Linked DNA regions of Homo sapiens: region 2 is linked to region 1. The links are chromatin loops, found by intact Hi-C in ENCODE. Cell type or tissue: mammary epithelial cell. All regions are shown on one strand. Each heading gives the region's core, and the rest is flanking DNA. Links, peaks and the distances in the headings are about the cores only. Region 1 overlaps LOC107987088 (a long non-coding RNA gene). Region 2 has its middle 530 kb from the start of AGTPBP1.

Region 1 (2,928 bases), core at 316-2,815:
ATTATTTTTAATTGATACATAATAATTATGCATGTTTATGGGGTACAGTATGATATTTCGATACATGTATACAATGTGTAATGATCAAATCAGAGTAATTTTCATATTCATATCTCAAACATTTCTCATTTCTTTGTGATGTGAACATGCACAAGCTGTTCTTCTAGCTATCTGAAAATATACAATAAATTGTTGTTAATTATAGTCATCCTACAGTGCTATAGAACACTAGAACTCTGGAACAGAATAGAGAACCCAGAAATAAATCCACGTATTTAAAGCCAACTGATTTTTAACAAAGACGCCAAGAACATTCATTGGGGAAAGGAAAGTCTTTGCAATAAATGGTGCTGGAAAAACTGGGTATTCATATGCAGAAGAATGAAACTAGATTGCTATCTCTCACCGTGTACAAAAATCAACTCAAAATGGATTAAAGACTTAAATGTAAGACTCAAACTATGAAACTATCAGAAGAAGACACTGGAGAAATGCTTCAAGACATTGATCTGGGCAAAGATTTCATGGAGAAGACCTCAAAAACACAGGCAACTTATGCAAAAATAGACAAATGGGGCTATAAAAAGCCAAAAATCTTCTGCACAGCAAACAAAACAATCAACAGAGTGAAGAGGCAACCAGCAAAATGAGATAAAATATTTGTAAATTGTTCATCTGACAAGGAATTCATGTCCAGAATATACAAGAAATTCAAACAAAACAAATAATAATCCAACTAAAATGTGGGCAAAGAATCTGAAAAGCATCTCTCAAAAGAAGACATAGAAATGTCCAACAGGTATGTGAAAAAAAATGCTCAGTATTATTAATCATCAGGCTGATGCAAATCAAAACCACATTGCAATGTCAACTCACCCCAGCTCGAATGGCTATTACCAAAAAGACAAAACATAGCAAGTACAGGACAGGACGTGGAGTAAGGGGAACTCCTATATACTGTTGTTGGAGTGTAAACTAGTACAGCCATTATGGAAAACAGTATGGAGGTTTCTCAAAGAACTAAAAATAGAACTACTATGTGATCCAACAATCCTCTCCCTGGGCATATATCTAAAAGAAAGGAAATTGATATATTATAGGGATATCTGCACTTCTGAGTTTATTTGCAGCACTATTCACAATAGCCAAGATATGGAATCAACATAAATGTCCAACAACAGATGAATGGATAAAATGTGGTGCACATATACATACACATATATACACACACCATGGAATATATACACTATGGAATACTATTCAGCCATTAAAAAAAAGGAATCCTCTTATGTGCAGGAACATGGATAAGTTTGGAGGACTACGTTAAGTGAAATAGGCCAGGTGCACAAAGACAAATACTCATAATCTCACCTACATGTGGAAGCTAAAAAAGTTGATCTCATAGAAGTAGAGTGCAGGGTAGTGATTACGAGAGGCTGGGAAAGGTGAAGGTGGGAGAGAGGATAGCTGGAAGTTGGCTAACAGCCAGTGCTACTTTAAGTGAGATCTGTGAATCAGCTGTCAGTCCTCACAGTGGTGGTTACTGTTAACGAGACAAAGAACTTGCAAGGGAATGTAAATCTATTATTACATCACTAAATACACATTTTGACTCAGCTGAAATTCACAACAAAACTTTCTTGATGAAGTAAGTAGCGTGTTGATTCACATTCTGGTGCAAGCTTCTTACCCCAGTTGAACTGACAGTTTGGATAACACTAGTGTAGTCCATAGTAGAAGGAAAGCTGCTGAGTTGACTCCTGAAGAAGCCACTGGCTAGTTTTAGTTGCCAGCAATAGCGACACAATTAGCGTAGGTCAAGAGGAGTTTATTTCAGGCATACCAACATGGGACCTCACGGAAACCCAAGAGGAGGAGCCATCATAGATTTAAGCCTCAGAAGCTAGATCCAGAGGCCAGGTCAAGATCCAAAGGACCCTAGCAAAGGCAGCAGCAAAAATGTGTGGACTTGCATGATGTGAAGTTTTCCCCTAATTTGGTCTTCAGGTCTCCTTTTGAGAGTGGCCATCATCCAAGATAGCCACTCTCTAGGAGAACCCTGACCAGGACAGAAGTTGGGTTCAGGTGTGTTGGTCAGGTGAGACAGAGGAGGCAGCACAGCGAAACACATGGAGAAACAGAAGCAGGGTTGTTTTTTTTTTTTTTAATTACTTATGGATTCCAGACATAAGAGGGCTGCACACCTTACAGGGCCAAGGGCAGGGAAGAGCTGGGCAGGATAGGCACACTCAATCAGGCAGGTGGGGAGTGAGAGAGAGAGAGAGACTGAGGGACCTGAGAGCGAACGCCTTTACTGGGGTCCCAGGCATGACTCAAGCAGGTTTCCCATGGGGAGTTCTAAGGAGTTCTTGTCGGTGGGATTGAAGGAAGCAGGCAGAAGCTCCAGGGAGACATGCTGTGACTGAGAGGGGGTCACTGTGAAATATCTATGCAGTCCATGGGAAATATGGGGGTCAGTGGGGTGTCAAGTAGGTTGTATCTAGTTGTCCCATACAAGGGTGGTCACCAGAAGGTGGTTACATAAAGCAGGTGTCTGACCACCTTGAGGAACTGGGAGGAGGTGGAGAATTGGAGACTGTGTCAAGGGTGACTGAGCCATGCTTCTAGTATGAGAAAGTCCAACTTAGAATGAATCCTGAGGCAACATAAAATTATAAGAATTCACTACACATACTTAATATGGTTCAATTAACATGATTTTGAGGCATTTCACTTTTTTACTTTTTCTGACAGTTTCTGCTCTCCCCTGACTCTGGATCTTATAGTGCCCAGCACTTAATGAATTGAATCTGAAGACAATATTTGAGGTCATCTTTTTTCTTAATGACTTGCATCAGAAGGTAAAGGGAATTTGGAGTCATTAAACCTCTGCAGAGGTATTTTGGGAAATACAAGGGCTTAGGTGAT
Region 2 (2,928 bases), core at 93-2,592, 98 kb before region 1:
TTCCTCTCACCCCCACTGCTCCTTTCTCCCTGATCCGCAGCCAGGCTGCTTTCTTTCAGGCCCTTGCACCAACCCTGTTCCCTCTTGTCCTGTGCACATGCTCTTGTCTCTGCCTGTAACCTCTTTCCTCATCTTTGCTCCAATCCTGTGTACCCTTTAGGTTCCAGGTCGATCACCATGTCCTCACTGCAGCTTTTTGACCCCTAGACCAGGTCATTCCTCCCTGCCCATTACATGGTCTTACTCACCTGCCCCTCCTTCACAGCACTTCACTTAATTGTGATTTTATAAGTATTTCTGTGATGACTTAATTCATATTCATCTCTACCACTAGGCTATAATTGCCATGAGTCAAGGGCCATCTGTCTATCCATCATCTATCAATCATCTATCTATCCATCTTCTATCTTTAAAATATATGTATTCAAATTCAGAAATACACATTCAAAAATATATATTCAAAATTATACATCAGTTTTTTTTTAACAGAGATCCTAGCACAAGTAGTAGCTTGATACATATTTGGGAAATTGATAATTTTTAATTTTCTACCTGGTTTACAAAGTTTTCCCAGAATGAACAACTCCACTGTGTCAAAGCAGGAAGCAAACTGCTTCTCTCCCATCTGCTATTTTCTAAGAATTTTTAGTGTAAAACCTAAGACCATTAGTTGGTTTTACTTCAACTTTCTTTTGTCTATATTTTCTCTGCGGTCTTTCTTTGTATTCTCTCCTTTTTTTCTCATTCATGCCTTCTAAATTATGTTAAAATCTCATAAAAGGTGTGCCTTTGGTCTTATTGCTCTCTTTTTGTAGTGTGTATCACTGCAGCCTGAGCAGAAAGGTGCTGTTAAGTGATTAAAAAAAAATTTATGATGGGAATGACAAAAGCATTGTTCCACCAATGTGTTCCACTCTCAATAACTTTACCTCCTCCTGGATACTGAGACAGTATCAGTGGACGTATAATTTCTCTATCATGAGATCAGACTCCAACCATTCCCACCCAATAGCTTCCTTCATATGCCATAGTGTGTGTGTGTGTGTGTGTGTGTGGGCGTTACCAGAGTAGCTTGATTGTGGTAATGACTCATAGGGAGAGTCATTCAGCTTCTCATATCTGAAAAATGATCAATGACTTAATTAACACATTGCTCCTCCAAGTCCCCAGGGGTAAATGTATGCATATGGACAAAATAAACTAATCCATGAAGTCAATGATCATTTCAGTAGATTCATATGGAATTTCACATAATAAGTTGAAAATATGCAATGGCTTATAAACAATGTTCTCTAATGAAACTTTACATTTAAGTTAGCAGGATGAAAAATAAAGTAACATTTGTTTGTTCAGCTGAATCTTTGAGGCAGTTTGGTAGCACCATGAGCACTAGTCCCTGAGTTAGATCTGGGCTTAATTTTTGGTTCCTTGTTTTCTATGCAGTTGATCTTAGGCGAGGGATCTACCTGGACCTCATTTTCCTCTTCAATAAAATTAGAAGCACAATGCCTCTCACACAGGAATGTTTTTATAAAACACAGAACACCGTATTGTTAATGGTGTTATTGCTAAAAAGCAGTCTGAAGGTCGTTTGTCAAAATGTTATAGCCTCCAAGTGTGAGGATGATCTCGGGAATAAAGCGGTCTCAGGAATTTGCCTTTCCTTTAGTAAGATCCAGTAATAATCATGAGGAGTGGCAAAGTGGGTGCATGACTCATTCATTCAGACACATCCAGGAAAGAACCAAATCAGCAAACCAGCCTGTGTGTCTGAGTGCATGTGTGTGCATGTAGGTGTGTGTGTGAGTCTGTGTGTGAATCTATGTGTGAAGACTGCTGATTCCTTCACTTCAATCACTGTCACAAAGTAGGTGTCATAAAAATGAACCCAAATGCTCTCCTAGTTCAGGAAGAAATAAAGGCAGGCAGCTAAAATGAGTCCACAAAAAAGCAGTAATATTGCAGTTAAGTGTTGGAATGAGCAAGACTTCTGCAATTGATTCCCAGTTAGAAAATGAAGACATTCTCTTCTTTCCCTAAATGTGAAAAGATAATTTTCAAAAATCTAAAATCAGGACTCATTCAAATATAGAATGAACAAATATCAAAATGTATTAATTCATTACTAAGGGAACAAGTAAGTTGATAAAACTGCAAGGAACGTTTAAGAAACTGGGGTTTTCACAGATCTTTAGGGAGGGCACACTGAAATCTGGATACTATCCTACAGGGCCATGCAACTATAACCTTTGAGGGCATTTTTTTTTCTACTGAATACAAGTAATTTGCATTTTCACCAGACTAAAATCTACAATTTAGCATATAACATCACAGTGTCTGGGCTCTAATCAATAGTAAACAGAAATGTCAACAGAGGCACATTCTCGTAGAGATTTAACCCCTCCTGGGCCAGTTGAACAATGCTTCAGTGTTTCAGAATGGCATTAAAGAGTTTGTAGCCATCCTCTTAGCTCTGTTTCCAAGTTTGGATACATTTTCTTAACACAAATGGTTGCTTAAATCTAATTTTCTGATTTTTCCAATGTAGGGGAACACATCCAGCAACCTGATAATCCTCTCGTATGCTGGCTCTGAGCAGGAGTTCAGGACTGCATGAGCAACACGGCTGATGTTGAAGCCTTTGGTGGTGTGGCTGGCAGTCATTCTGCCCTGAGCAATGCAGATACTAGAGGGTATCAGGTTGAGCCTTCATTTTAAAGCTGAGGAAACTGAGGCCATAGAGGGAAGTGATTGTCTGGCATATCTTTTCCTGCCTTGTTTTTTAAGGTCCAACTCAAGAATTCTCTTTCTTTTTAAATCGTCTCTGACATCTAATGCCCAAACCCTACCCACCTTAACAGAAAATAGGGCATTCCCACCTCTGTGATCCCATAGAATTGTATTTGTATCTCTACCATCATGTGCGCC

What was found. Peaks named below come from ENCODE experiments on the same cell type or tissue, not always from the same donor. Only the 100,000 strongest peaks of a DNase experiment are listed, where the experiment ranks them.
Region 2: a loop joins it to region 1, with 5 times the contacts of the local background. A loop is called at or near these places in 1 of 110 quality-filtered maps.

Annotation. Positions count from the first base shown.
Region 1 is chr9:85,113,638-85,116,565 of GRCh38, reverse strand. All of the region lies in intron 1 of LOC107987088 (a long non-coding RNA gene), which reads left to right. Among named protein-coding and RNA genes, the nearest start is that of NTRK2, 450 kb to the right of the region's middle. In mammary epithelial cell, for the core only: no CTCF peak of the experiment used is centred there; DNase peaks (open chromatin) are centred at 885 and 1,595; H3K27ac peaks cover 641 bases.
Region 2 is chr9:85,211,224-85,214,151 of GRCh38, reverse strand. No RefSeq gene overlaps it. Among named protein-coding and RNA genes, the nearest start is that of AGTPBP1, 530 kb to the left of the region's middle. In mammary epithelial cell, for the core only: no CTCF peak of the experiment used is centred there; DNase peaks (open chromatin) are centred at 1,031 and 1,731; H3K27ac peaks cover 2,337 bases.